Regions from separate parts of the Mus musculus genome. Here all the other regions are linked to region 1. The links are chromatin loops, found by intact Hi-C in ENCODE. Cell type or tissue: left cerebral cortex. All regions are shown on one strand. Each heading gives the region's core, and the rest is flanking DNA. Links, peaks and the distances in the headings are about the cores only. Region 1 holds the start of Disp3 (dispatched RND transporter family member 3). Region 2 has its middle 47 kb from the start of Ubiad1. Region 3 has its middle 60 kb from the start of Ubiad1. Region 4 has its middle 10 kb from the start of Fbxo2. Region 5 overlaps Ubiad1 (UbiA prenyltransferase domain containing 1). Region 6 has its middle 15 kb from the start of Ubiad1. Region 7 holds the start of Gm32603 (a long non-coding RNA gene).

The links. Peaks named below come from ENCODE experiments on the same cell type or tissue, not always from the same donor. Only the 100,000 strongest peaks of a DNase experiment are listed, where the experiment ranks them.
Region 2: a loop joins it to region 1, with 2.1 times the contacts of the local background. A loop is called at or near these places in 4 of 42 quality-filtered maps.
Region 3: a loop joins it to region 1, with 3 times the contacts of the local background. A loop is called at or near these places in 4 of 42 quality-filtered maps.
Region 4: a loop joins it to region 1, with 6 times the contacts of the local background. A loop is called at or near these places in 10 of 42 quality-filtered maps.
Region 5: a loop joins it to region 1, with 2.8 times the contacts of the local background. A loop is called at or near these places in 13 of 42 quality-filtered maps.
Region 6: it touches region 1 in a loop (4-fold over the local background); 13 of 42 quality-filtered maps call a loop at or near these places.
Region 7: a loop joins it to region 1, with 3.0 times the contacts of the local background. A loop is called at or near these places in 2 of 42 quality-filtered maps.

What each region holds. Positions count from the first base shown.
Region 1 is chr4:148,285,799-148,290,105 of GRCm38, forward strand. Disp3 (dispatched RND transporter family member 3) reads right to left here and starts at 2,167. Exons shown (of 21, transcript NM_001083342.1): 1 at 1,925-2,167. In left cerebral cortex, for the core only: a CTCF peak has its summit at 2,443 (motif pointing left); DNase peaks (open chromatin) are centred at 647, 984, 1,614 and 2,376; H3K4me3 peaks cover 2,674 bases; H3K27ac peaks cover 2,533 bases.
Region 2 is chr4:148,395,783-148,400,089 of GRCm38, forward strand. No RefSeq gene overlaps it. Among named protein-coding and RNA genes, the nearest start is that of Ubiad1, 47 kb to the right of the region's middle. In left cerebral cortex, for the core only: a CTCF peak has its summit at 1,922; DNase peaks (open chromatin) are centred at 1,459 and 2,574.
Region 3 is chr4:148,382,460-148,386,766 of GRCm38, forward strand. No RefSeq gene overlaps it. Among named protein-coding and RNA genes, the nearest start is that of Ubiad1, 60 kb to the right of the region's middle. In left cerebral cortex, for the core only: a CTCF peak has its summit at 2,498; DNase peaks (open chromatin) are centred at 1,928 and 2,317; H3K27ac peaks cover 2,370 bases.
Region 4 is chr4:148,168,996-148,173,302 of GRCm38, forward strand. No RefSeq gene overlaps it. Among named protein-coding and RNA genes, the nearest start is that of Fbxo2, 10 kb to the left of the region's middle. In left cerebral cortex, for the core only: a CTCF peak has its summit at 1,970 (motif pointing right); a DNase peak (open chromatin) is centred at 1,980.
Region 5 is chr4:148,433,326-148,437,632 of GRCm38, forward strand. Ubiad1 (UbiA prenyltransferase domain containing 1) reads right to left here. Exons shown (of 2, transcript NM_027873.3): 2 at 1,170-3,317. The coding sequence ends at 2,830. Among named protein-coding and RNA genes, the nearest start is that of Ubiad1, 9.3 kb to the right of the region's middle. In left cerebral cortex, for the core only: a CTCF peak has its summit at 2,604 (motif pointing left); DNase peaks (open chromatin) are centred at 2,623 and 2,830; H3K27ac peaks cover 1,087 bases.
Region 6 is chr4:148,427,452-148,431,758 of GRCm38, forward strand. No RefSeq gene overlaps it. Among named protein-coding and RNA genes, the nearest start is that of Ubiad1, 15 kb to the right of the region's middle. In left cerebral cortex, for the core only: a CTCF peak has its summit at 2,475 (motif pointing left); a DNase peak (open chromatin) is centred at 2,477.
Region 7 is chr4:148,212,625-148,216,931 of GRCm38, forward strand. Gm32603 (a long non-coding RNA gene) reads right to left here and starts at 2,140. Exons shown (of 3, transcript XR_390951.1): 1 at 2,015-2,140. In left cerebral cortex, for the core only: no CTCF peak of the experiment used is centred there; DNase peaks (open chromatin) are centred at 1,845, 2,307, 2,726 and 3,016; H3K27ac peaks cover 1,602 bases.

The DNA.
Region 1 (4,307 bases), core at 110-4,109:
GGGCAAGCTGGGCTATGGGTCTGGATCCTTCAAAGCGACAGCTCTGGGCGGGGGGGGGGGGGGAGGCTGAAGGGGCAGTGATGATGAGGCTCCCTGTGACCCCAGTACTATCTCTCGATCTCCAGGTTCTGAGGCCCCCTGAGACACTTTCCTGAGGCTCTGGCCCTGGAAAATTTCCCAAGATTGTCAGTAAAAGCTGCCGAAGCTATTGGGCAGAGAGAGGCAAATATTCAGAGAGGCAGGATCGGGTGGATGGAAACTGCAGATGAGGAAGCAAACCAGAGTCGATGGTGCCCCAAGGGCCAGTGGTGCCAACATGGGTGTCAGAGCACAGACTCCAGCAAAGGAAAGTCAGGAAAAGGAACGAAGGCGGCCAGAAAGGATGATGGACGGGAAAGAGCAAAGGGTGTGCATTTGAAAGATAACCCTGGGAAGGAGAACAGCCAGCAAAGAGCACTAGCAAAGATTGCAGACCCTGGAGGCAGAAGATATGCCAGGAAGAGGTCTGAGTGGTCATGGGGGCGAAGAGTCTGAAATGGACACTGAGCTTCAAACCAAGACTGTAAGGCGCCTGCCTGCCTGCCTGCCTGCCTGGCTGGGCTGCTGCCCGGAGCTTCCCTTGAGCCTAACAGCTGCTTCTCTCCTTTTGGCAGATACTCTGATTCGGGGAGGTCTGCAGTAGAAGAGGAGGGGGCTGATTGAGCCTGTGTGTTTGTGTGTGTGCACGCCAGTGTCTGTGACCCACACAGCCTGAGCTCCTGCATGTCATGAGGTATCAGCGAGGGTCCTAGGCAGTGGTCTCTGGTGTCCGGTTTATTTTAGCATCCTCCAGCGAGAGCGTGAAGAGGGATGAGTCCTGGCCCACAAACTGGGGCTTGTGGGAAGATTAGGCTTGTCCACGTGGGAGTGAATCCTGGGTCTCTGTGTGCATTGTGTGCGCCTACGAGCCACGATGGGAATATATTTATCAGAAAGGAGTGTGGATTTGTGCGTGGAGTGTTCACGAGTGCTCTATACATAGTGTGTGTGTGTACTTCATTTGTGTGTGGAGCTTGGGGCTGGTGGGTTCAGTGCGCTGTCCGAGGTACTGACCGAGAGTGCAACCAGACTAGCACCCGCACCCAGACTCAGGAAGCATCCCTGTACCAGACAGAGATCCAACAGAGGAAGCCTCCGGGGAGGCGTCTCCTAGGAGAGTTGGGAAAAGTCCTCCCAGCGGCAGGGCTAGCTCTCGGGACTCGCCGCCACTCGTGCTGGTCATCTTTTCCTGACTGTGCTCCACGGCTACTCAGATGCCACCCCATCACAGTCCTTATGGATGTTCTGGGTCGACCCAGGGACCCTCTAGCGCTCCACTTCCATCGCCTGCCTGAGCTTCAGAGGTCCTGGCTGGCACGCAGCGGCACCTGCAGCGGGTTCACCGCAGCCCAAGACTCAAAGAAGGTCCCACCAAGCGCGTGAGTGCGCTCAAGTAGGGGGCAGCTACAGGGGCCATCGTTACCTTTTCCTGTTCCCTCCCTCCTCTGAAGTCCCGGCGGACAGCCGGATTTGGGATGGCTTCAGGCTGACGCTCAACTTTTATGAACCCAGACAGACACCTACCGAGACGAGCAGGGGTATGGAGATAGGGAGCCAGGATGATTCTGGACATTAAACACGCTCCCGCAGACCGAAGCTGCAGCCCGTCCCCAGCGTGTTGGTGCAAGCTTCGGGGGCGCAGGGACAAGCTCTGAGATCTGAACTCTGTCCCATTAGCCGGCTTTCTCAGGGCGTTGAGGCCGGGGGTGGCCTGAGAGCGAGAGAACTTCCCGCACTCCCCCCTCTCCCCGCCCCCAGACCGGGCGCATGTGGCACGTTAGACCCTTCCCCTCTCCAGAGTAGCGCATCCCCAGTCCCGATGGCGCCCAGGGGCAGTCTCACTCACCTCGCTGGCTGAGCCGAGCTAGGCTGATACACGGGTGCCGCAGGGGTTAAGGGGCTTCGGCCACCCCGCGGCGAACACTTGTCCCTTGAGGGTAATTTCAGGAGGAAAGGTCCTCAGAGCTGTAGGAGGCCAGCGGCCCCCAAGCTCCGCTCGCTGGCGAGCAGACCGCCGCCAGGTCCGTGACAACTACGTCCCCAGCGCGCACGCGAAGCACTCGCCGCCGCCGCCGCCGCCGCCGCCGCCGCCGCCTTTTATCTGCTGCCCGCCTTTGTTTGGGTCCCGGTTCCTACCACGGGGTGCGGGGGTGTCCCGGGCAGCCTTTAGAGTCGCGCCTCCCCCCGTCCACTGGCGCCTCCAGCATCAGCGCCTGCGGGCTCTGCGTCACCGTCCGGCTTAGGCTTGCTCTCCGCCGCGCGCTGCTGTCTCCCGATTCCGCCGCCAGGCGCCGCCCTGGCTGCCGCTCCCCCTGCGGGAGCCGCGTGGTGGTACAGCCAGCTTCCCGTGTTGGCGAGCAGGGACTGAGCACAGCGCAGCGACCCCTGGGGGTCAGTCTTAGTCTCTGCAAACGGACCTGGCCATGCCCCCTACTGGCCCCCGAGGTTTCTGGGCACCCAGGCCTTTCCCAGGCGTGCGCTCCTGCTGGCTTCTCTCAGCCCCATCTGCCCAGCCTTGGCACCTCACCAGCCTGCTGGACACTCGAGGGCATCCCCGGGTGCCCTCCGGAGGTGGTTGCCAAGCCCAGGCGCCTGGCACCATCTCTTCCTCCCTCCTCTATTCACCTCTCTGGCAGCAGAGCCCAGAGCTCTGCCAGCCCCTGGGACCAGGCACTCGTCCAGTAACAGCAGAAGGTCCGCCTGACACCCCCTGCTGAAAAGATACCCAAAGAAGAAAGAGCCTAGAAACCAAGGCTATCCCTGGTTTCATTTCTCTTTCAGTGCTCCAAAGACATTGGCCTTGATGTCACCCAAGGAGAGCCAAGGGAACCCTCAAAAGGACCTGGCGCCAGCCTCCCGCTGCAGGAGGGACATCACTGCCGGCTGAGAGGCCACCCAGATGATTATGACACGGACCAGGAAGATAAGCATGTAAGCCACAATCTTGGCCTTCAAGAAGTCCCCATTCTATACAAGAGAATGCAGGATCATTATGAAATAAAAATACCGAAAGCCCCTAGCTCTTTGCTGTGTAGCCCATGCCCCCATCTATATTTTTGAAAGAGGAAACCTAGGGGCCTGGGAAATGGCTTAGCAGGTGTTTGCTGCCAAGCCTGACAACCGGAGTTCAGTCTCCAGGGCAAACTCACTTCTGCGAGCTGTCTTCTGACTTCCACTCGTGCCCTGTGGTACACATGCACATCCCCTCCAAACACACATGCCATACATACATACATACGTACATACATACATACATACATACATAGTTTTAATTAAGAGGGCAGTTTGGGAGTTCTCTGAACCCCTCTCACTTTGGGGTTCTACAGGAAAATCCTGTACCACCCGTCCAGCTTTCTCAAACACAGTCCCTGGGGACTGCATTCACTGGCTGGCGGTCAGGTGGACATTTAGCTACTTATGACCCTGGATGCCCCGGAACTCATCTGTGCAGATGCAAATGACCAGAGCCAATGTTTCTACCCAGGTGTTCTCGTCCCTGCACCACATACTCAGAAATGGTTTTTCAGGGGACCCACTGGCCAGCCATCAAGCCTGTCAGAAGATCTGCAGTGAATTCATGCCATCCTGAAGACATTAGGGTTATGAAATGCTCCTGGCAGGAAGGATCCAAGAAAGGGGAGAGAGAGAGAGAGAGAGAGAGAGAGAGAGAGAGAGAGAGAGAGAGAGAGAGAGAGAGTATGAATAGATAGATAGATAGATAGATAGATAGATAGATAGATAGATAGATAGATAGATAGATAGATACTAAGACCTAGAATGGCGGGTGTGTATATTACTGCCACAGGAGCAGAAGCCCAAAGTGGTACTCTAGATAAAACAGCCCCGAAGTGCCTTGCAAATGTCCAGCTCCACCCAACATATCCCAGGGGAAGGCAGAGAAAGAGGAGCCACGGGGGAGGGTGGGAGGAAGGAGAACCAGGGTAATATTTGTTTCTAAGGGAGCAGTGGGAGACACAAAGTGTTCCCAAGCCCAGCTGAGAGCAGAGGCTGCTTTTCTTGGTGAATGGCTCAGTTCTTCTCAGTTTGTTTCAAGGAGCCTCCTTAAAGATTCCCCCCAAAGTCCCTGTGCTGTTCCCTGCAGTTTGACAGAATCACAGGACACCCCATTTGTGTTCCTAGGGTGCTGTGCCTCCCACCAACTCTTGCTTGTTGATATGACCTCCATTCTCCCGGGAACTACATTTAGTAGATTTGATATGGGTCCTGAT
Region 2 (4,307 bases), core at 100-4,099, 110 kb after region 1:
CTCTCTGTCTATTTGTGTCTCTCTGTGTATCTCTCCCTTTCTGTCTCTGTCTCTCTGTCTCTGTGTGTCTTGCTCTGTCTGTCTGTCTGTCTCTCTTTGTCTCTGTGTTTCTCTCTGTGTCTCTCTGAGTCTCCTTCCCTTTCTGCCTTTGTCTCTGTCTCTGTCTGTGTGTGTGTGTGTGTGTGTGTCTGTGTCACTCCCTCTGTGATTTGAAAAGGAAGACCTTTTTCAAAGCCACTCATAAAACACTGGTCAGCCACGTCCCTTTCCTTCGTGCCAGATGGCCACATGCCTCCAGCGAGTACCGAGCCTGCTGGAAGCCTCACGGCCACATTTACAAAGTGGAAATGAACCCGCCATGTTGGTGCAATGACTCAGGCTTTAAACCCTTCTCCATCCACAGCAGTAAAGAATGTTTTTAATTAAAAAAAGAAAAAAGAAAAAAATTCAAGCTGTTTGCCCTGGATCAGCAACCAATGGCAGCAAGCAGGAAGGTGCCTCTGGTGAGCTGCTCGGCAGGTCCTGGGCAGGTGAAGGAGACAGGAGGGCTAAGTCATTCACACCACCAGACCTAAATGCTCTCCCACAGCAGGTGAACTGCACTAGTAAAATGTTGCCAGAGCACCGTTTCCTCAGGTGACAGGTGGGATTCTAAGCACACGCTTCTGCTTCCTCCTAAATACCACTCCTGACAGCCTCCCTCACCTCTTCCCATCCAGCCATTACTTCTCCTCCATGTGCCACACTCGCTAAGCACATTGCTGCCCCAGGGCCTTTGCACTTGCTGCTCCCCCTGCCTTGGGCCACTTTCTGATGCCCCTGTAGCTCCTACTGTTACTTCTGAAGGTCTCTGTTTAATTCTTATTGGATCCTAAAAGCCTGTTCCAGCAATGTATACATAATAGCCTCCTGGGGCTAGAGAAATAGTTTGTGGTGAAGAGCATCTGCAGGGGACCAAGGTTCAGTTCCCAGCACCCACGTGGTTGCTCACGACCATGCGTAACTACAATTTCAAAGGATCCTACCCGCTCTTCTAATCATGATGGGCACCAGGCACACACACAGTTCACATATATACATGTGAGCAGAACACTCATATACATAAAAATAAATAAATCTAAAAATAAAAATAGCCCCCCGAACCACTGTCTGTCTGTCTGTCTGTCTGTCTGTCTGTCGAGACAGAGGCTCATGGATTTCAGGCACCTCACGTGGCTTCTGAGATTCAAACAGGGGCTCTGTGCATTCCAGGCAAATGCTCTAGCTGAGCCATATCCCCGCTGCCCCCTCCACTCCTGACTGTCTTTCTTCAGCATTAGTCACTCCTCCTGTCCCTGTCCCTAGGCAGCACACAGGTCCCCCGAGGACAGGAATCCTGTCTGTTTTATGAATTGCCCTGTCTGTATCTGGTGCCTAGAACAGCTGAGCGCAGGGCAGGCCTCCATCTCTGTGGGTTGGGTAAATGAGGACCAGGCATTCAGTTTGGTGACAATGACACCCAGGCTGCAGCTGTTGATGGCATGTCCAGCAGTACTGGCTGTTCTTTGGGGAGTCCTCAGCATGAGCCACACAGAGCCCCATGTGTCCTGTAAACTCACAGAGGTTCTGCCAAGCGGGGTTGTCCCTGCTTTACAGAGGGAGACCAGCAGGTGAGGTGACTCAGTCAAGATCTCTCATAGCAGTGCAGAGGGGAGGTTGGGGTGTCACGCTACATGTGCCCAAGTCCCTCTGGCAGCTGCTGGGCTTCTCCAAAAGCAAAGGCCTTGGTGTTGGGTGGGCCATTAAGAAATCCCTGTATCTCCACTGGACAGAATACATTCAGATTTTTATTTTATTTTATTTTATTTTATTTTATTTTATTTTATTTTATTTTATGTGTCTGTCCCCGAGTGTGTACATGTGCACCACATGCATGCAGTGCCTGAGATGGCCAGAAGGGGCGTCAGATCCCCTAGAACAGGAATTCCAGGCAGTTAAGATTTACCTTATGGGTGCTAGCGTCCTCTGAGGTGCTCCTGGTGAACCATCTCTACAGTCTCGATCAATCCAGATTTTAGAAGCTCCAGCCTAACTCCCACTTGCTTCACATACAACCTATTTCTCACCGTCCCACGTTCCCCAGGCACGGTCATTGCCAAGGGCCTCTGATGCAACAAAGACGCTCCGCTGAGCCTGGAGAGAGTGAATCCGCAGGCTCCGTGTACTGAGAACCGGAGCGCCCTGCGCTGCCTCAGCTCTCTGCCCCTTGTCCCCTCCCAGGTCCTTGCCTTGCCACAGTGATTTATGAGTCCTGCTGCTCTGCAGCCTGAGCCCCAGTGACAGCTGGAATTGGCAGGATTGTGAGCAGCTGTCCATCAAGCAGAGGACGTGAGGGCTGGTCAGAAACACAGGGAAGGAGGGTGAGCAATCCAGGGCCTCCAGGAGACAGACGGGGCAACAGAGGCACACTCAGTCAGAGGGCCACTGGCCCGTAGCAGGACCGGGAAGATGGAGGTTGAAGACACATGAATTGTAGCATAATAAAGACAGCCACCAGCAGGAGCAGGAGACATGAAGCGTTAGATGAGTCAGAAGCAGAGCCCTGGAATTGCTGAGTCTCTTTATTCTGAAGACAAAAGAGAAATGGAAATGGCAGGCAGACAAGACTGGGTGGAGGAGGACCTGGTTCATCATCTCCCAGGTAGTGCCTGTGACCACCCTGCCTGCCAGACTCTGTCTCCAGAAGCCGCTGTCTGCCCACGCTCACTGGCCTCTTGTCCTAGCACTTGAGGCTTCTCACTCCTCCCTCATTTCCCAGGTGGCACCCATGAGGCCCTCTGCCCGTATCCTCTTTGTCTCCCCGCATTTGGCTTTTTGTGGCCCTCGGTGACATCTGTCATTACGAGCCTCCAGCTGGATGGGACCCTTCTACAAGGTCCCATCTTGTAGCCAGTGACTGACATCCACCTCTAGTGCACCCCACTCCCTGGCCAGAGGATCCCCCTGCCGTGCAGATCTAGGCTTTGCGGTGGGTGAGAGCCCCACATTGCTCTCAACTGTGGGAAGTTGGCACAGAGGCAAAGTTAGGGAAGACAAGGCTTGCTTTCTTCTGGAATACAGTTATTTCAGGCTAGGCCTTGCTGAATGCTGGGACACTCAGATACAAACACACACACCGAGAGAAAGGGGGGGGAGACAGACAGACAGACAGACACACATATACAGAGTGAAAGACACACACAAACAACAGACAATCAGGCAGACATACACAGTGACAGACAAACTCACAGTCACACACACAGTGACAAACAGATACAGAAACACACAAATATAAACATACAGGACAAATAGAAATTCAGGCAGACACACACAGTGAGAGACAGACAGACAATCAGGTGGACACACACAATAAACAGTCAACCAGGCAGACACGTACACGGTGAAAGACAGGCAGACAGACACACATACACACAGACCCAAAGACATACAGTGACAGAAAGACACACAGACACAGACATAGACACATACAGACACACACACACCAGACAAACACTACAATAGACATGTATGCTCTGAGCAGTTCAGATGGTTTTATAGTCAGACTCCAAGATTCACATATCTCTAATGGTCACCCAGAAACCAGAGACTCATTCTAGCCCCGAAACCCAATCTTTTCTCACAGATCTACCCACTTCAGGCTCCGGAAACTAGAGGCCAGGGAAAGTGACCCCGGGAGTGTCCAGTGCCCCAGAGAGAACAGAAGTCCCCAGACATTACCCTTCCCAGATAACAACAGGAGGAGGGGCAGCTTTCCCCTGCTCTCCAGCCAGGGGAGGAAAGATTTATTCCTGGGACACCCTGTCAACTGGAAACCTGTTCCCTCTCTTCCTGTTCGCCAGCCCATCTGTTCCCAGGCTCCTGTGAATCCTTTGTTTCCTTCTTTCTTTGTATGCCCCTTGATTTATGAGACCGGGTCTGAACATCTCTTCTCATTTAACTTACTTTGAAATCCATTCAAGTTGTTTCAATAATAAATCAGTCTCAATAAAAAGCAGAGTTCCCACCTGCTTGCATAGGCCCTAGAAAGTGGCCGCGGTATGGACTGTGTGGCCCAGGAGAGTGGTGCGGCCCCTAGGGGCTGGAGTGCAGATGGCAGTGCCCACCGTGAAACAGACAGGGAGGGTTGTCTTTCTCTAGCACACAAATATGTGCATTCCATCTACACCACACAGGCCATACATGTATTCACACTGAAGATATATACACACCACACACATACATACCACACACGTACTCCACATGTGGGCTTCATGCTTACAAACCCACTG
Region 3 (4,307 bases), core at 115-4,114, 97 kb after region 1:
AGCCTTGCCTCTCTGTGGGCAGCAGGAGACACTTGCCTGCTACAGAAGAGGTGTCAGTGCAGAGTAGCTCTGGGAATGCCAGGCTTTAGCCCTAAGGCAGCTGTGGGGTCAGCACCTGAGCCCACGTCCAGCCATCTGGCTCTGAGAATGGGTAGATTCTGAGGCTGTCCCGTGTCCTTTGGAGAGTGGTGCCCTGGGGGTTGACACTACAGGCTATGCTTCTTGGAAGAAGCATTTGGGACAGTGAGGAAGACTATATCAGAGTAAAGGCTAGGACATGTGATGTTTAGGGCGGGAGAGATGGCTCAGTGGTTAAGAGCACTGGCTGCTCTTCCAGAGGTCCTGAGTTTGTTTTCCAGCATCCACACTGAGTAGTTCATAGCTGCCTGCAACTCTAGCTCCAAAGGTTCTGACGTCCTCTTCTGAACCCCATGGCCATGTACACACGTAACATACATCCACACAGACACACTCATAAGCACATAAATAAAGTGAATTTTAAAATGTTTTTGAAACAGAGTTTTGGGGTTTGTTTTGTTTTTTGTTTTTTGTTTTTTACATGGCCCTGGCTGTCCTCAAAATTACAATGTACACCAGGCTGGCCTCAAACTCATAGAGATCTGCCTACTGAGTGCTGAGCTGAAAGTCTAGTACCACCACACATGGCTAAAAAAAAATATTTTAAAAAGAAAACAAAACGCTATTTTTAGCCTGGTGTGATCACACTTACCTGCAGCCTAGTACTAAGGCAGAAAGATCTTGAGTTCAAAACCAACCAGAGCTACATAGTGAGTTAGAGGTCAGGCTGGATCACTGAGTGAGCCTCTATCTTTAAAAACTAAGATTAAAAAGAAGGCTGGGGCTATAGTGCCCAGTGGGTAGAGCACTGGTCCAGTATACACCAAGCCCTGGGTTCAGTCTAGCATTGCGTAAGTGGGACGTGGTGGCACATGCCTGTAAGCCCAGAACTTGGGAGATGGAGACCAGAGGATCAGACATTCAAAGTCATCTGTAGCTACGAAATGAGTTTGAAGCCAACCTGGGCTGCAAGAGACCCTATCTAAATTTTTAAAAAGAAGAAGAAAACACAGTCATTCGTTGGAGAGGAGGAGATGGAGACTGCCAGGAAACACCAATGGGGGCGGGGCAAGCAGGGGTCAGGGGTTGCCTGCATGCCAGACAAGATAAGCCAGGAACTAGAGCTTGAATAACCTGCCAGTGGGTGGGTGGGCAGGTGGGCGGGCAGGCGGGCGGGCAGGCGGAGGGAACCCAGAGGAGGCCAGGCCAGCCTGCCCCAGAGGATGGCCTCTCTTGCCAGAAAGAAACCGCCAGTCCAGAGGGATGAATGGCTTCGCTAATTGGCCATTTTGTTTTTTATGTATTTTCATTAGCAAGATAAAATAACAACTAATCATGTAACTGTCTCTTCTTGGAAAATAAATGCTCCTTCGGTACCTGTGCCTTGTAGGTACTAAATAAGCCAGTGCCGCTGGCAGGCTCTGTGGTTCCTACAGTACCACAGGGTAGGGGCCGAAGTCACCGGGTCAGACTCCTGAACTCATAATCCAACCAGCTTGATCTTCAGCCCAGGAGCCCATGCAGAAATATTTGCCTCAGGATTTGAACTCAGTACCAGCCTGGTAGGGAGAAGGAGCTGGGACCCAAGCCAGCCCCTCCCTAGGACCCCACATTCTTTTGGAAGAATCATGCTGTTCTTGCTTGGCCAGAGAGAGGGTCTCAAACATTTGTCCCCTCATCCTGCAGACCCTGTGTTCCTTTCCTGTGCTCAATACAAGTGCTTCAGGAAGCAGGTCTCCATGGTGACCCATCCATCCATTCAGTGGCCCATCGCAAAGAGGGGGCAGGGCCGAGGAGGTTTGGTTGGCGGGGAAGTGGGGTAAAGGAGCCCGGTTACCCAGGCAACTCCCTGAGGTCCTAGCCAAGGACTCAGGATCTCATACGTGGAGACTGGGTGTTGTCATGGAGATCTCCTGGCAGCTCTACCAAGGATGAGGGCCTCCCAGGTCCCCTCTTGACCCTCAGGGTCCAGCACAGGAGATCAAAGCTCAAGAGCCTCTCAGAATAATCTGCGGAGAAGCGTAGCAGCTTGCTGGCATAGAAAGTTCCAGAAAACAGAGTTCTCCCCTGCCTTCCCCTCAACGCTGGCCCTTGCTCTTGACCTGACTAGAGAAACCCGGCCAGCTCCCAGCTCCCTCCCAGCGGCCTGTGCTTCTGTCTCTCCATCTCTTGGCCCTCTTTTCTCAGTGATGCTGAGGAGTTCAGGGAGAGAGTGCCTGCCCGCGGGTCGCCATGACGACCAACCAAGCCTTTGGTCGCCTTGGAGACAAACCCTCAAAGTTCTTATTTATTGGGAATTTCAAAGGATTTTGCACCCTTCCTTAGCCAGGCTGGGCACGTTGGGAACTAAGGACAGAACCATTCATTGCTTAGTCTCCAGAAAGGGCTGAACGAAGGTCAAAGGGTGCTGACCACAGCTAAAATGTACCTCAGAGGCAGCCAAGAGGCCCTGCTTGGAGTTGCAGAGGAAAAGCCATTTCTCAGCTTTCCCAGGCCCGCCAGATGCCTGGGGAGGCTCTCAAAAGCCACTTTGCAGCCATCACCCTCAGGGTAGTTCTGACTGCAGCTTCAGGAGGTCCCCAGAGCAACTGGGGCACAACCCGCTTCTCATGAAAGAATTCACAGAGTGGATGGAGCTCCGAAAGCTTAAAAAACAGAAGCAAAAGCAACAAACACATAAGATAAGGAGCTTGGAGCCAAGGGAAAACTAAGGTAACAGCAGCCAGAAGTGATGCATGCTGCCTGATATAAACTCGGAGAAGTGACTCAAACCCAACGATGAGCTTCCCGGTAGCCACAGCAAAGAAGGACACGAGATGTAAAGTCTCTGAGGGGAAAAGAGGATGGTTTTGGAAGACATGTTGGATATTAGAAGAATCCTATGAGCTGTGTTCTTGAGCTGTGAACTTGGAGCCCTCCCTGCCGGCCCCTGGCACACTGCCTTCAATTTGTTCTGCTTGTCAACCCTGACTTGTTAGTGTTCCTTTTTTCAAATAAAACGTGCTACTCAACCCATACCGTGTGGTAATATGTGACTTACTCCCAGTCTGGTATATGGCACAAAGCTAACAGGATAGAGAGTAGAGAGACCTGGATGAGATCTGCCTTCCCCCCAGCAACTTAGCACCATTAATAAAATCACGTCCACCAGGATATTTTGAGTTGCATATGATAAGAGCCTTGACTCAAAATGGCCTTGCCAAATAGAGGATTTATCATCCTGTAGAACAACAGAGTCAGGGGTAGGGCAGTCCCTGGCTGGTCAATTCTGAGTCTTGTCCACGTCACCCAGAATCCAGGTGCTGCTCACCTTTGAGCTAGTCAGCCATGCCCAGTGTGCCAATCCTTCACCTCGGCATAGCTGCCAGGGCTCCAGACATCACATTCAGCCATGTGTCAATTGGGGACATCGATGAATCCTAGCACTCAGAAGGCAGAGGCAGACAGATCTCTGTAAGTTCTTGGCCAGCCTGATCTACATAGTGAGAGCCTGTTTCGCTGGTGCCAAAAGCCCTGGCCTTGTCTAGGTCACCTGGTCCCTGTAGGCTGCATCCAGAGCCAGGTGAGTATGGGGACAGACCAGTCATGTTCACACTGAGTCTTGTGGAGTGGGAACTTCAGGGCCAAACTGGAACTTGGCTAAGGAGGAAGTGAGTGAGTGGGTGTCTCAGGGGAGGTTCCTAAGAAAGAACCAGTGGGGAGGAGAAGATTTCTGACCTGCCAACCTAGGGAACTGCTCCTCGAAGCCACTGATGAGGGGCCAGCCTGACAGAGATGGTCAAGGCTAAGCTGCTGGGAGAGGTTGAAGTAGAGCTGAGCCTCTGGGAGTCAGGGCATCTGGAACATGAATTATATGTGAGGGCATACCAGGTCCAGGTGAGAAGGCCTTTATCCTCCAACACAGTCATTGGCTGAGGAGCTGCCCCTGGGCCGTGTTCTGGACATACAGTCACTGGAACTCAGAGAACCTAGGCAGTCCTTCTCCATAGGGAGTGTCCTGTGCAGCCAGCCGGCTGTCAGATGCAGAGGACCAAAAAATCAGAGCGATATTCTTACGTGAGAGGTGTGATCAAGGAACAAGGGGACATCTGGCCAGCCCCCCGGTCCACCATAGAAGCGACTTATTTCCCAGTCCTCCAGCAGCAAGTGCTTTGAGAGCAAGGATCGGGCTGCCATGGCTGGAGGGTCAAAGGGGGCAGTGACATGGTGGGGGAGCTCTGAACAGAGTC
Region 4 (4,307 bases), core at 229-4,228, 120 kb before region 1:
CGAGGAGAGCACCCTATCCCTTGGAGTGGACGTTACCATTCGTTGTGAGCCTCCTGGTGTGGGTTCTGGAAACTGAACGAGTCCTCTGAAAAGAACAGCAAGTGCTCTTAGGTGCTGAGCCATCTCTCCAGTCCCTGTTCTCTCTCTCTCTCTCTCTCTCCCCTTCCCTCCCTCCCTCCTTCCCTCTCTCTCCCTTTCTCTTTCTTTCTTTCTTTCTTTCTTTCTTTCTTTCTTTCTTTCTTTCTTTCTTTCTTTCTTCCTTTCTTCCTTCCTTCCTTCCTTCCTTCCTTTCTTTCTTTCTTTCTTTCTTTCTTTCTTTCTTTCTTTCTTTCTTTCTTTCTTTCTTTCTTTCTTTCTTTCTTTCTTTCGAGTGAGACAAAGCATAGACAAGGCAGGCAATTTCCCTGAGGTCACACAGTCCTCTAGTCCTTCATAGAAGTGGGATTCTAGCCAGCTACTCAGGGACCTGGTCTCCACAGCAGCGCCAACAAAGGAGTACTGAGGGTGACCGGGTTGCTCGGCCAAGGGCATCAGGAAGGATCTCTGTGAAGGGACCTTTGAAGACGATGAGGAGGCCCCAGCTATACAGAGGTCTGGGACAACACCACCACACGGGCAGCCAAAGCAAAGGCCCTGGGCTGGGAATGAACCTACCTACAGCAGGAATGCAGCCAGCATGCCTGGAGCAGTGGGGACACAGCTTGCCGCTTGCCGTGAGCTTAGAGATGCAGATGCTAACCCAGAGAGTCTCCCCAGGACGCGCTGCGCACTGTGCTACATGGTGTGACATGAGCTTCCGCTAGGGACAGGAAGTTTCTGGGAACCGGGGATTAGATAGCAGCAGTTTACAGACTTGCCCGTGGAACCACATTTCCAGAGAACACTGGGTGACCGGACGGTAGCAGTGACGACGGTGTGGTCACCGCAGTGTCTTGCAGCGGCAACAGGCTCAGGCTGAGGACTCCTGTGCTGGTTTTCATTGTTAAGAGCTCACGTTCAGGCTGGGTGGTGGCGCTCGCCTTGAACCTCAGCAACACCCGGGAGGCAGAGGCAGGCAGATCGCTGTGAGTTCCGGGCCAGCCTGCTCTACAAAGCGAGCCCAGGACAGCCAGGGTTCTGTTACCCAGAGAAACCCTGTCTCCAACCCGCCTCTCCAGAAGAGCCCAGGTTCATCCTACCTGCTCACCAGCCGTTTCAGGGAGAGCTGCGTCCTCAGGCAGGGCGCCCTGCTTTGCTTGCCTTCTCCTTTTCTTCCCATCAGGACCCCCAGGCTGTGGAATGGCGCCGCCATCCCACATTCAGGGTGGATCTATCCACCTCATTTAACCCAATCAAGAAACCTCTCACAGACAAGCCCAGAGACTTGTCTCCTCCACTATTGTAGGAGCTGTTAACTAGTCATAGGTGGGAGAGGCTGGTTGCTCATGAGGATATCGGAAGTGGCTTCCAGCTCAGGGATGAGCTAAGTCATTACGGTTCAGGATCAGACATGGGATCCTACTGGAGCCAGAGCAAGGATGAGCTGGGGGCTGAAATGGACATGACATGGAAGGTGACTTCAGGGTTCTAGCATGGGTCATACCCCCAGGCAGATTGAATGAGCACCAGGGGTGCCAAGACAGTTTTAATTAAGGTGTCATAGGATGTAAATGGATTTTCTTGTATTTTCCTGGTGATTATCTCTGTTTAGCAGCTTTGTAATGGAAAGATCGCTTTTTAATTAATGTGTATGGGTGTTTTGCCTGCATGTATGTATGTCAAAGAAGACCCAAAGAGGGCATTGGATGCCCTAGAGCTGGAGTTACAGATGGTTGTGAGCCACAATGTGGATGCTGAGAACTGAACCCAGATCCTCTGGAAGAACAATCAGTGCTCTTAGTCTCAGATCTATCTTTCCAGATTCTCTTTCTTTTCTAATTTGTCTTGTAAATAGATTTGAGAAGGGAGCAAGGGGCAGTTCCTCTTGTGACCACCAGATGGCAGCATCATCAAGGCGGTTCTCAGCTTGGCGGCCTCAGACCTGAGATTTGAATCCAAAGCCCAACCAGGCTCCTTGCTGAGGGCTCAGTGCCCATCCCCAGGGTCTTTGAAGAGGCTCAGCCTTGGGGTCTCTCCATGCAACTTGTCTTTTGTTGTTTTGACACAGACTTTCAAGTATCCCAGGCTGGCCTGAGGCTGACATTGAATGTCTGCTTCTCCTGCCTCTGCTCTTTGGTCCTGGAATTGCAGGTGTGTACCACCATGCTTGGTTTAGGTTCAGGCCTGAACCTACAGGGGGTTGGAGGTGGTCTTTAGATCTGGGGTGCTCCTGCACCCCAGCAGAGCCCTGGGCCTTCTTCAAGCCCCCTCGGCTGAAGAAAGCTTAGGATACCCAGACAGATCCTATTTCATCTCCTAGTGAGTCCACTGTCCCCCCCCCCCTTCCCCCAAATTAAACCTAATCTTGTGTTGACTCTGCTGAGCAGGGAGAATAATGCAGGAGATTAAGACAAGATGGTATTCAGTCTCCTCCAACAAAAGCCAATTAATTGCTGGTAGGATTATCTCGCTGAGTTAAAGCTGCTGTCAGCTCGGCAGACAACTAGGGTGCTTCAGCTCAGGTCTGTGCTGACACAGCAGCAGGAGAGATTCAGGGAGATATTAGGAAGAACTGTCTGGGTGGGGAAGGGGGTGTGAGGATGGTGGAAGCAGCCATGCGGTGATGTGGTCAGATGGGGAGCTCTGTGGAGTCCCCCATTTCCAAATGTGTATCCTGCCTTTGCCTCCTGAGGCCAAGCCACCTGATCACCTCCATCCCAGGCCACCTGGGACCTTTCTCTGCTTTTTGGGCCACCTCCCATCAGTGAATGTGGGGTCAACCTCCTCCTCTCCCCTGACTCCCCTTCTTTCCTTTTCTTCCAGGAGTCAGGAGACACACATGTCTAGGGACAAGAACACACATTTAGTTTAGGCCTGTAATCTCAGCTACTGGGAAAGCCGAGACAAGAGAATAGAAAGTTCTAGGCCAGCCTGGGCTACAGAGTGAGTTCATCTCTAGCCTGGGCTAGAGAATGAGGGCAATTAGGCAAACTCAGTCTCAAAAATAAGAAATGAAAAGAGGACTGGTGATACAGGTCAGAGATAGAACACTTGTCCAACATATGGGGGGGGGGCTCTGGGTTTCACCCCCAGCACAGAGGGAAGAAAAGGAGTGGGGGTTTGCAAACTGACACACTAGGGTCTCCCCTGGATTTGCCGCTTCTCTTTATAGAAATAAAGGTGCAATCTGGATCCTGAGGGTCCTGCCCTGATGTTGCTCAGGCTAACCTGCCCAGGGCACACCACACACTGTGGGCTGCAGGAGGAGAATGGGGTGGGGAAGGAGCTGTCCCCACTCATGGGTTTCCCATACTACCTGTCTGAGTTGCTGTCCACTTCCCTACACAGCCCTCCCAGAGTGCTAACCTTTGTCACCCTGAGTGTACAGAAAGAAGCTGGTGTTCAAAGAGTTCCCCCTACCCCACTCCCCCTCACACTGTACCCTGTAGAGCCACAGGGGTCCAGGGCCCCCCAAGGTACATATCCTTCCCTCAGGGCTGTGGTACATTTTTTTAAAAGATTTATTTATTTATTTATTATATGTAAGTACACTGTAGCTGTCTTCAGACACTCCAGAAGAGGGAGTCAGATCTCGTTACGGATGGTTGTGAGTCACCATGTGGTTGCTGGGATATGAACTCCGGACCATTGGAAGAGCAGTCGGGTGCTCTTACCCACTGAGCCATCTCACCAGCCCGGTACATGTCTTATAGATGGATGAAGCCCTGTTTTCGGCAGATGGGAGGCTGTGGCAGACACACTGTGCTGGTCAGTGGGATGCGTGGCTCCCCTCTCCTTCCACTCTGTGGGAAGCCCAGTACCCTATCCATCGGAGAGCACAGCTTCATTGACTTTGATCTCTGAGTCATTGGTATTTTCCGAACACAACAAAAATGTCCCTGAAGTGCAGTGTGAAGTCCAGGATGTGTCGCAGCTGTGTGCCCGGTGTGCTAAGCACCGTTCATCTCTGGTTGCAATGCACTAGGTCATTCCATCTGGAGGCTCAGAGAGGGACAGCCTGGATCTGTGTCACACAGCACACAGCAGGGTGCTGGACCCTGTGGATGCCAGTCCCGCAGAGCAGGGGGGAATCGTGCAGAGCCCAAGGGGTTTCCTGAACCCAACAGTGCTTCCTACACTGGGCCTGGCCTGGGGGGATGCACCTGCACCCAAGCTCTTATTAAGCCCCTTCTGTATGCCAGACACCTTGTTATGCTTCCAGGAGACAA
Region 5 (4,307 bases), core at 116-4,115, 150 kb after region 1:
ATTTACTCACGCTCGCATTCTCCCTTGACCTGTGAAAGCAGCTCTCTAATTCACGAGCGTCCTAATTATCAGTCCTCCTAGAAGCTCTTCCTCCGTGGTTCCCGAGAGCTTCAATTTGGGCTGCCTTAGTCCAGTTGTTAATAACAGGTGTTGAGTCTCGCTGGGCAAAGGGCAGAGGGCAAAGGACGGGGCTTGTTCGAATGTGCTGCTGAAGGCTGCCTTCCCTGTGCTGCTGACATGCTGATCCGTCAGCTCTCTCCCCCGCGGGTGCGTTCGGCCTCAGGAATTTATCTAAGTACAGTGATATCCACTGCACGTATCTCTGCCTCGTTCATAAGGATATATCGTCAAATGCCTAGCCAAGACGTAAGTGCACTCCATCTACTACATGCTCCTAATCCATCAGCACGGTGACCTAGCAGAAGAAAAACGTAAGCAGGGGAGGATAGAGGGAAATGAGGTTAACGTGGTCTGGCCAGCTGGCTCTCAGTGGTCCCTGACACCTTTCCTAATGGCCCCTCTCCTAGGTGGGGTTACCAATGCTGTGAGGAAACACCGCGTCCAAAGCAACTTAGTGAGGAAGAGAGTTCCTTGACTTATACTTCCTCATTGTTGTTTATCTTTGGGAAACAGGGCAGGACCTGGAGGCGGGAGCTGATGCAGACAGAGGCTGTGGAGGGCTGCTCTGCAGCTTACTGGCTTGCTTGCTCCTTGTGGCTTTCTCAGCCCAGGGCTGGCCCCGCCCACAATGGGCTGGGCCCTTCCGCATCAATCACCAACTTTAAAAGCTTCCCTATGGGCTTGCCTACAGCTCAGGCCTATGGGAGCATTTTCTCAATTGAGGCTCCCTTCTGGTGAGTCAAACTTATGGCAAGATGTCACAAAACCATCAACCCTGGTCAAACTGTTCCCAAATTCATCACTGGTAATGAGGTGACCTCTACCATATGGCACTTCTCCCTAAGTCCTGGTTAGTGCAATAACATGTTGCTTTGGAGACGAGGTCTCACTGTGTATCTCTAGCTGGCCTCACACTCCTGAGATCCACCAACCTGACTCCCAGTGCTGGAAATGAAAATCGTACACTACCATGCCTGGTACTCCCACAAGTCTCTGCACATTTCCAGTAAGAAAAGCAAGTGGAAAGCAAAGAAACAAAGCCACTGACATACGTTTTCTCTTATTTTAATTAGCAAATCTACAGGAAACCTTCATTGAATCAGGAGACATAATACAAATTATGGTGGTCTGTATACAAAATGTGGCACCAAATATGGCCTCTGGGGATGGTATATAAAAATAGGCATTTAAAATCTGCACCAGAGCTCAGTGTAGCAGCTGACACAGTTCTGATGAGGGTAGCCACGTGTCAGGCCCGCCTTATGAACAGTGAGAGTCATTGGTCCTCCAGGCTCTGGGTGACAACTATCAGCCCCAAGCTAGGGTCACAGGCAGGACACTCAAAAGCACCAGACGTACAAACCCAGCACGCTGGGGAGAACAGGAAAGAACATCCTGTTCCTAGGATTCTGGACCCTGATTCAAGCTCTGGGACTCTGGTAGACAAACCACCCTGACTACAGAGGAACTCTGGGCAATATTTAAATATGTTTTCCTAAGGAAGTGACCCAGTGCTAACTCAAGGTGGTTTTCTGCAGGCTAAGAGCCTGCAGCCCCCTTCAGGGCAGCTGATCAGAGTAAAGCACACTGGAGATGGTATGATCATCTCCATGCAAGATGTTATACTCAGAGAGGGTACAGAAGACAGCGAGACACCTCTGGTCCTTTGGGTGTGACCTCACTGAAGCCACATTCTGAACAAGGCATCAGAGCACAGAGAGATGAAGGACCCGTGCTCATAGTTCTTTCTCTGGCAGGGCCTCACATTCCAGCTGAGTGTGGCCAGGACTGCTGTCCACTGACTCATACATTCAGAAGGTCCCTGATTTGCCCATCTTGTGGCTCTGTGGAGAGGGGTAAGTGTCCTTGACTCATGTGTTGCTGTTGCCCACAGTCTGGCACTGGAAACAGACGGAGGGACAGAGATCCTGGGTAGGCAAGAGGAATACCAGGGGAGGCAGCTGGGAGGGGACAAAGCCCTTTGGGCTTTAAACGCCCATCCCACTGCCACTTCAGGTCCCAGAATCACTGCCTTCCTAGTGGAGTCTACAGAGGGAAGCAGCTCCCTCAGCCACCATGCCATGTTTTACTGAAAGCAGAGTGCTTTTCTCAGCCGCCCCAGGCTTAACTGTCTTGCTACAGGGTGATCTGACACTTTCCTCCACAGTGGCGAGGATCGAAGGGAGACATAAAGGACAGAAACATCTGAACCACCAACTACACAAAAAGCCAGGAGCACTCCTTGCTAATGAGGGCCCTTCTCTAGCAGGCAGCACATTCAGGGGACAAGCGCTCTGTATAAATGGGGCCTGGCACCAATTAGTACAATTTCCTACGTGCCAAGGTAACGGGTCAGTACCATGCCTAGTTACTATGGCTCTTTTGGGACACAGCTCCTTCACAAACTGTCAGGGCATTCTGTCTAGGACAAGGGGGAGATGGACTTTCCATCCTAAAGTGGCCTGATGACACCCTCTAGTGGAGATTATAAATAACACAGGAACGACACTAGAGTGGCTTCAGGGTTTCCCTGTAACATGGAACACAAATCACGAGCAGGTTATCTTTAGGAAGATAATCCCAACACACAAGTTCAGGAGTTTGCAGCCTATGCTGTGCACCCACCCTGGCCAGTGGCACCCCTTCTCAGTCTCTGGCTTCTGCACTGCCTGAGGAGGGGCTGTGCTGTGGTGGGAGTTGCTGGTCTCCTCAGAGTCTGGGCAGGCTGCCTGCTGGTGCCAGGATGATGCCAAAGACATAGAAAAGCCCCAGCAGGAGGTTGAGCTTGGCTGTCCTCTGGGGCAGCTTGTTGAAGGCCTGGCTGCGGAACTGCCTCTCAAGGGAGAAGGCCATGGGGATGGTGAGCAGGGGCAGTGCCAGGCTGATGCTGCAGTGCGTGGCCAGGATGGTAAAGATTAGGTAGGGCACAAAGAGCAGTGTGTTATAGAGGACATAGGAGAAGGTGGGCCCAATGAGGATGGCCAGCGTGACGATGCCAGCCTCTCGGTCAGATTCCATGTCCCTGGTGTTGTTGGAATGGAGAATGGCCTCCGTGCTGAGGGCCAGAGGGATGGCGTAGATTAGAGGGAAGATGGCCAGGGATCCCACCTGGACAGCGTAGGCAAACATCACAGCCAGCGGGCCGAAAGTGATGAGGATGACGAGGTCTCCCAGGGCCACATACTTGAATCCAATTCCTGCGGCCAGAAAAGCCAGAGAGGCGGTGTAAATCAAGGGCTGGTCCAAGAGAATACCATGTCTGAAGAGAGGCTACGAGGGTGAGCCGTCACTGGAGCACCCCCAAACGACCCAATGCAGACTCAGATTTCTGAGTCCAACTGCCAGGTACCCGCCAAGTTTGCCTTTTAGGATTTGTCCCAAAAAAAAGTTTCAGCCACACAGTGCCCAGAGCTCCGGGTACACAGAGATGAGAGGAGCCAAGAACATGCAAAAGGTTCTATGGTCCAGAGCATTGATTTCTTCTGCCCTTCTCCAGCCCTGCAAGGCAAAATGTACAGCTTGCCTCCTCTCCTGCCCGCCCCCCCTTCCCCACCGCCCCTGGGTCTTTTTTCTGTGTCTTTTTTCTGGTTTGAAAGACCCCAGTGAAACACCATGGCATTTCACAGCCTATAACTTCCATGGAAAGAAGCTGTCACCCACGTAAAGAGGAAAACAGTGGAAGTTACCATGCAGTGTACCCTCCGAGGGTCTCATCAGTCAAAACCAAATCACCCCTAGCGACCCTCTGCGCCAAAGCCTACCTAGTCCCTTCCTTTAGCACCCTCCCTCCAGCCCCAGTACTGTACCACATCTCACTGCCTTCCATCCAGGTCCAAATCAGGCTCATCTTACTCTGGAATACTGCCACACCCTCCTGGTGGCTTTTGATCTTGTAAGAACCTCTCACCCTATCCCAGCATCTTTAAAACTCCGGGTTTACCTTTTCTCCCAACACACACTCAAACTGTCAACAACCCTATGTCTTTGGATTCAAAGTCCCAGCATCTGGCTTGTCATAGCTGGCTCCCCAGTACTTGGCCCTGGGGCTGACCTGAACACAGAGCCACAGTAACAAACACTTCTAACTCAAGAGTACTTCCCACTCAGACTGGAACAGGTAAAGCCATGTGCAGTGGTGGGAGCTGGCCAAAGACATGATCTTTCAAACTTTGGTTGCTACAGAAACC
Region 6 (4,307 bases), core at 240-4,239, 140 kb after region 1:
GCCACCGAGCAGAGTGGGAAGAGCACTGGGCAAGGAGTTAAAGGCCCAGTTCCAAAGCCCAGCTCTGTCACTGGTGCTGTGCTCTTGGGTTCTGAATCTGAGGGCACAGTCAGCAAGGTACTAACCCTGCTGGAAGAGCCTCACTCTCCTCATTAGGAAACTGGGTCATGGCGTTGCTCAAATGTGACAATCAGCTTGTATGGACCCAATCCAGGTGACAGGGTAGAAGAATTGAGAGCCAGAGGGTGAGATGTGTCAGCATGCACTCACTCCCATGGGTGTCTCCACCCATGGCTGCTGCAGTCTAAAGCTGGCTCCAGATCTCAGAGATGGCTGAGGTGACTTGCTGGGCAGCCACATAAAGCCAGTGACTACTAAATCATCCATCTCTCAAAGAGAAGCCCCCACCCCTTCTCTCGTGGGTTCCTATGCCCTGACTCTGCCTCCTGTCCTCTAACACCCAGAGCAGCTAGCTTGGGAAGCTGCCTGGGTGCCAGAGAGCAAAGGTGTGCTGAGGGGAACTGGGGACAGGGTTAGGGAGGAGAGGGGAGATGAAGGGGGTGGGGACTGGGAGGGATAATGGCAAAAGAGGCAGCTGTGGCTCTTTCAACGTGTAAAGCGAAAAATGAGATTTATATTTAAAAACCAAACAATGCCTCCTCTCCTGCCTTCAAAAGAGAGCGGAGCAGTGACATAGAGGATGGCTTTAACCCCGGAAGTGCTGAATTTGGGGTCCAGGAGAAAACCAGCTTTTACGTGGGGCCCCCAATGGTGGCTAAATGACCTTGACAGAATCGCCTGATCCCTCAGAATATCTCGACTCAAATTCCATAATCAACTCAGGACACAAGGGGACTCGGTGAGAGACCCAAGTGTTCTCCCAAATCCTGGCTACCGTGGCTCTCATGACTGGGTCATGTGACAGGCCACTACTGCTTTACCAACAAGAGAGGTCCATGCCCCCAACTCCGGGAGCCGGCAGTAGGGTCCCAGAGTGGGGCCTAGCTTCCTCTAGGAGACAGGTCCTCCTGAGGAGGCAGGGGCTTTCCTCATAGCTCCACGGCATCTACCACACGGCCTGAGGCAGAGATTCTTAGGGTTCTGCCCCGCTTGAGGGATTTGCCTATCTTTGCCTTCATCCTTCTCCTGCTGCAGTTTCTCTTCAGGGAGGAAAGACTCTTCTCAGCAGAGCAGCCAGGCCTTGCATTCAGCCAGGCGCAGCCCTGAACTGACAGGCTAAAGAACAACTGTATCCCCCTTGCCTCTGCCTGGAGCTGCTCTGGGCTATCATTTGCTCACAGCCCCTGTGGTTTCTTTTCATCCTCCCCAGAGCAGCGTGGAGACTGCTTATCTGGTAATTGAGATTGTTCTACAAGGTGGAGCTCATTGCACCGGGTGCCAAGAATTTGTGATGCTTTCTGAATACCTGGGACACTGTCCCAGTACAGAGTGAGGGGGACGTGCACATCCAAATGGTCTCACAGATCTATCTGTACATATGCACATGCATGGTTAAAGAAATGCTAACAACTTTGGTAAAACGGACTTGGGCGTTCTACAGATAGCCTTGCCTTGTTGAACTCAGACTGTACTCCAAGATGTGGCCTTGAACCTAGGAGGTACCCACCAGAAGGCCCTCTGCAGGTCAGGCAGCCTCTCTACCCGCCATTGCTCCTAGCGGGCCCCAGAATAAGCTTGGCTCTCTTCTGTAAGAAAGGCTCTGAATAGGTTGTCCTTGGTTGCTACAGAGAACTGAGTGTTGATGCCAGCGTATAGCAACCATTCGAGAGGCCTAACAAAGTAGCAGAAAGCCAGGGACAGCAGGGATGAAGCCCTCGTCCTCGGTAGATGCAGGCTCAGGAGCTTGCTTCTGGCAATGCTCTCCTTGGGCCTCATCGTTCAAGGCCATTCATCTGGATTTAGCACCGGCAGCCTGGGCTGATTAAATGTGCTACCGTCTCCTTCTGACTGTTTCTCAGCAAGGTATCAGTCACTCCTCAGTCGGCTTTGACCTTGGCACTGAGAAGGGCACCTTTGGCACATCTGCCTCAACGCTACAGTCGTCTGGCTATGTGACCAGAAGAGACTGAAGGAAAAGTGCCCTGGATGGTCTCAGCAGCAGGCAGGGCGGGGGGTGAGGGGGGTGGCGACGACCCTCCAGCTGTGAGGACAGGTAGGCCACGTCACCAGCACCTCTCCTGGCTAACTTCTCCTAAGAACCCTGAGCTCAGTCCATTGTCATCTCCTCCCAGAAGCCCCTCCTGATTGGCTCCAATCTGCAGCTGATCTCCGCCCTCAGCGAGCTACACTTCTTGCTGTTCCATGGCTGACTTTGTCCATCCCCTTTCCCTAATAGAAGCACACTCACCCAAAGGGGCCTCTCTCCTCACTGCCTATACCCAAGGAACTCTCACAAGTCAAGCAGAGCCTGATCCCTGTGAAGGTGGACTGGAGTTTCTCTCCGACGCCCCCTGGTGGCTGGTTGCATTCTTACCAGGCAAAGCATCTGGACTGTTTCTAGGGACCCTCTGTTTCAGTGGCCAGGTGAGAAAAGATGGCAGATGGAGGGAGGGAGGGACGGGTGGGCGTGAGCCCACATTTAACTTGAGAATGGGTCTTCCTTTCCAGCTGACTTGAGCAGTCATCAAAGCCTGGCAGGCTCTGACTTGAAACCTTGATCCCATTCCCACCTCCACAGTAATGTAGACTTACCTCTCCTCTCACCATTGAGCAACTGGAGGCCCAAGGCAGAGGACCTCACTTTGAAGACAGAAACGCTATAGGCCAGTCTTGAGACGGGAGGCAGCTCCTAAGGGGCCCTGGTGTTTCCTCTCTCCTCATCTCTTCCACATGGTCTCGGGCCGCCTCTTGCCTATCTTGGAATGCCCTGAGGAAGGTGGCTGGCTCACGCTGAGGGGAGCTACCTTCTTGGCCTGCAGGTGCTGGCCCAGTCACTCCCACATTAGGGAAACTTCATAGCATTGTGGCCATGGGAAGGACACGTGGGAGTCCAGCCCTCCATGGCCTCGGCCACCCATCAGTCCTACGATACCTTCCTCACACCTCACACTCAGCAAGGACGAACCCGTGGCTGGAGTCCTCATGTGAGCAAGACACTGTGAGGTAAGCGGAGACAGGACAAGAGGCCGTGGGAGAGAATTCACATGGGCACAGACTAAGGTTTGAATGATGGGTGACTTGGACAATTAATCTTCTCCCTTTACTCTAGTCTTTGTCTCATGAAAAAATAGCCCTCAATAACCTATTCATGGAGCTGTTAGGAACATTAAAACAATATATGTAAGCTCCAGAACAAGGCTTGGCACACAGGGAGCTTGCAATAAATGCCATCGTTATCCCCGACATTCCCTCAGTCATTTATCCAACACCTTAATTATTTACAGGTTTCCGGAAACATGAGCTAGACCTTAAGAGATCTTCAGAGTTACTGTCATTTTCCCCTTCCACTTCCAACCCTGGGTGGAATTCACCTGTCCTTACTGCTGCGGGTCAGCCAGCTATGTGGTACGCATGTCAGTGTGGTCAGTAAACCTGTCCCATAGGGTCTAGCCACTCGCAAGCCTGTGCTCCATGGCCAGTTGTTGAAACACACTGTGGTCAGTTGTGCTAGTGCTGGGCAGGTGCTGAAATACAGTCTTACTTGCCTGTCTACCAGCCACCTGTTGGGGGACACTGACACTAAACACGCTAACAAACGGACACAGAACACACACTGGAGCTGTCTTGTTATCCATGACTCTAGCTCTAACTGTGGTGGCGATTCTAAGCTGTGGTGGGAAATACAGAAGCAAGGGTATGGCGGGAGCATGGAGTGCGGACTTTGGGGCATGCCTTAATTACCACAGAGCCCAGAGCAATTTCCTGTTACCCACCACACACACAGTTTGGTCAGGAGCATGTGACCAAGACGTTCCCTGGCTCCTCTAGTGCTTCTACATCTTGGGAAGTAGGAGAGCATCTCACAGTTACAGCTGCCGGCCCCTGCTGATGAGCTCCGCCTGGGTCCAGTGATTGCCAGGCCCCCAGGCAGGGCCTCACTGGGCTTCACCACCCTCTGCTGTCCTGGCAGATCACAAGTGTCAGCTGGCTACCACAAGAGTCCAGGTCTCGCCAGAGGCACTCTTACACCAGCCTTCGTGGTCTGTAGCCAGTAATGAAAGAGGCTGACAGTCCATTAGCAGTGGGCACAGAGGAGAACAGCTGTCAGCCACCTCCCTTCCAGGGCCATTGAGGGTGAAGTCAACTGCACGGGATGTGTCTGGGTGTGCATCTGTATGTAATTTTTG
Region 7 (4,307 bases), core at 182-4,181, 73 kb before region 1:
ACATGTCCTTTTTTTGCTGCGTCTCCAGACACCTTGTTTTCTCCTGGGTTGGACTCTGTGTTCCTGCCAGCACTGTGTAACGACCTTGTTGAGAATGTGATTCTCTGTACCGGCAGGATGTGGTGGCACACGCCTTTAATTCCAGCGCTCGGCAGGTAGAGGCAGGCAGATCTCTGTGTTAGAGACTAGCCTGGTCTACAGAGTGAGTTCCAGGACAGTCAGGGCTATATAGAGAAATCCTGTCTCGAATCAATCAATCAATCAATCAATCAATCAATCAATCAATCAATCAATCAATCATCAATCAAACACACAAATGTGATTCTCAGAGCTGACAGGTGAGACATAACTATCTCTGTCTCTTAGAGAGCTGGAACTAATTCAGAGCTCTAGTAGGCTTTTGGGAATTGTTCGGATAGGATGGGAATGGGGTGTGTCTCAGCTGTAGAGTTAAGACCCTTGTCTCAGCTGTTAGAGGGGACCTGTGAACACCCACCAAGGCAGTAACTGACTTTGTAGCCTGAAGATTGGTGGCCATGCTTGCGAGGCAGAATGGAAAAAGAGACCCAGGCCGTAGCTCTGCAGTCAGACTTTACAGCAGCCCGGCCCCCAAACAGCTTTGGCTGTACCTGGCCCACAGAGATTTGCTGAGAAGGGTTCACCATCTAAAATTGATTTGCAGAGGGCCTGGTACATGGAACAATTCCTTCCATGTGAGCTAGGGTCATTTTCCAAGTCACACAGACAAACTCAGCAAAGTATTGGGAGTGGAGAACAGATTGAATTGCTGTATCCCACACTTGTGATCGATGTATTTTTAATTGGGAGACATGTCCTCAGGAGCTCATTTGAGCTGAGGGACTAGAGCAGATCTGACCCCTTAAGGGGTCAGGCAGCTTTGATTTGGGGTTATGGGGGTTGGAGTGAGGCCACATTCCTGCCTTGGCTGTAGCCACCTAATCTTTTCAAGTTTTTAATTTCATTTCTTCTCTGTGTGAGCCCAGGCTAGCCCATTAGCCTGCATACAGGGCTCCTCCTGGGATCCATTTGTTCTTGGCAGCGGGTATTTCTTTGCTGGGGTATTTCTTTCTTCTCAGCAGCTCCATTAGGGTCTCTGTGAGGAAGAGCTGGAGAACTCCATGCAGTAGCTCTTCCCCGTTTCCATACCCAGCCTGATCCGTCTCTTGAGGTGTTTAAGGGAGCCCTCGTGGCTGCCAACTGTGACTAGAGAGGTTTCCACCCTACGAATTCTAGTAGCCTGAGTCTCGGAGGGGGAATCCCTGCACAGACCCAGGTGGCACATTGTACAGACAGTATATTTCCTGGGGCTCTATTGCTTGGTGGCTTTGTGCCCTCAGAGTTGCTCCAGAGATTACAGTCAAGCTGTCACTCTGAATGATGCCCCCTGTGGCTCTCTTGTCTCTTGCCTCATCTCTGCGGTGGCTGCAGCTCTGTTACTTCTGTCCGATGCCTCTGGAACAGAGCATCCAGCAGGTAACCAGCGCCTTGCGTTTTCTTCTCCCCACACAGGGGCCGAATCCAGGAAATTGGTCATGGGAGATTCCCTGGCAACCCTCACCAGGCTTAGTGTCCTTCCCCACACCAGGATCCAGGCAGCCGATAACAATTGGGGGACCCGCCTGTCACATGCTAAGCATATGTTTGGTTACCGAGTCACTCCCCTTCCCCCTCCCCCACTCACATGAAGAGGAGTTTCTCTAACCAGTGTGCCCATCTGTCTGTCACTTCCACTGTCCCCAGCCCCACTGTTCTTAAGGCCTCCGCACTTAGCTCTCAGCTCTAGAAGCTTGTGCTCTCAGCCCAGGACTGCAAGCTCTGCAATACGCATGGGGGCTCCACACAACTTCACTTTCAAGCCTCCTGCACACCAGGCTTGAGTAGCCTCTGGAAAGTGGATTCTCACTTGCGGTCTATGGAGACTCGTTGAAAGGAGGAAGAACCCTGTGAAGTGGGTGGGAGACACAAAGTGATTCAGAGAGGTATAGTAACTCACCCAGAGCCACACAGTGTAGAGATGACAGGTGCATGGCCAGAGCAGAGGTAGCCTGTGGGGATGTCCCTGGCTTCAGAGGCTGCTCAGCCAGGATGAAGTCAAGTCTGAAGTCCAGGATGAGCTGGTGGAAGCCTTAGGCTCCTGTTTGAACTAGCCCCCCTACCTCCTGCCCCCCCCCCCCCACCCCATGAGTCTGGTTCTGTTTGTAGCAGAGCTATGGCCAAGCCAAGGGCTCATTTCTCCAGACACAGAATGTTCCAGGTCCCCCGCACCCATGACTAAATCCTGGCACCAAATGTTCTTCCCTCCTGGCTGGTTCTGCCTGGCAGGCCTCAGGCAAGAAGAAAGAAAACATCTCAGATCCTCCCACTGGCAGGAGGTATCATAGTCTCTACTCTCAATGGGTCAGGGAGACAGCGCACAGCACTCACCTAATAGAAAGCTTTCTGTGCTATGGGGAATGTGAGTTAGCCAGAAACCCCTCCCCCCTTTAGCTCACACTGACGCTGCACCCCAGACTAGAAACCCCCTCCTCTTGCCCCTTACCTCATCTCTGTAGCTTGCACTTCCCTTGCCAGACTCCCAGAGCTCCCCAACGACTGTCCTTCCAGGGTCAGCCCTGTGCTCACCTCTCCAACTGTCTGACTATTATTTTTTTTAAAACCAGACTGAGTGAAAGGTGACTCTGGGTTTTGTGTTGACAGCTGTTTCCTCAAGACCGGGCTCAAGGTCCTCTGAGCAAATCCATATCCCTTCCTTGAGATGGTCTGCTGCTGCTTGACAGGCAGCTGTCCTAATTCATGGGCGAATCCAGGAGCACAGTGTAAGCAGTGATCCTTAGCTCTGTGCAGTGCACAGCTGGCACAGCTGTCCACGACAGCCTGGGTGCACCGTACATTTAACAATGGACTGTAATTGTAAATATAATGTAGTTCAAACGCTCAGCCGTACAAACCGAATCATTTAAATAACAAACTGAGTTTTCGCTTAGGGCGGAGGAGCCCAAGCTTTGGTAAAAAGGGGAGCAAACTGGGTCACTGATAAATAGACTCAGAAAGAGGCTGTTTAGACCTGAAAGTGGGTCAGGGCTCAACCCTGTGCAAATTAGCTACTATTTACTTAGCGACTTTCCTCTGGCATGTGTGTGTGTGTGTGTGTGTGTGTGTGTGTGTGTGTGTGTGTGTGTGTGGCTGCACCGTTGGAGACTTAACTCAATAGAATATCAAATTTCTTTTTAAAAATAGCTTTCCAGAGCTTGTGGGATAGCTCAGGGGGTAAAAACACCTGTTATGCACTCTGAAGACCCAAGTTCAATTCCTGCACTCACTTGGTAGAGAGGAACTGCCTTGTAAGTTGTCCACTGACTTCCAGTGATGGCACCCACATACCTTCACAGGCATGTGGGCACACTCATGTACACAAACGCACAATACACTTGTGCACACACACATGCATTCATGCCCACACACACACATACACACAAGTGCACACACACTAATTTAATTAATTAAAAGAAAAGCTTTTAGGCCTAGAGAGGTGGCTCAGTGGTTAAGAGCATTCTGACTGTTCTTGTAGAGAACCCAGGTTCAGTTCCCAGAGCCCACGTGGTGGCTCAGAATCATATGACAAGCTTTCTCTACAGCGCTCCAGTTCTAGAAGATTGGATATCCTATTCTGAACTCCCTGGGCACCAGAAGTGCATGTGGCACACAGGTCTATATGCAGGCAAAACATCAATACACATTATAACAAGTTTTCTAGGGACCGGGGAGTCGGCTCAGCCGTTAGGAGCACTTGCTGCTCTTCCAGAGAGCCTGACTTTGGTTCCTAGCACCCATGTTTGGCAGCTCGCAACCATCTATAACTCCTGTTTCAGGGGAACAAATGACTCCTTTTGCCCTCCAAGGGCACCTGCACACACACACACACACACACACACACACACACACACACACACACACACACACACACACACAGTGGTAATGACACGTGTTCCCTCACCTGAAAACCTAGACTTAAAGCTTCTATCCATAGTTTAGAGAAAGCTTGCTGACACTTCCTGCACAGTGTGAATGACAGAGAGGCCTCTCATAGGGCTATGGCTCCGATGGAGTGCAATCACCAGCCCTAACTGCTGCTCTCTATCATCCCTCCCCTGCTCCCACTCTCTCCTCCCCTGCTCCCTCTCACTCCCTCCTCTGCTCCCTCTCCCCTCCCCTGCTCCCTCTCACCCCCTCCCTTGCTCCCTCTTACCCATCCCCTGCTTTCTCTCACCCTTCCCCTGCTCCCTCTC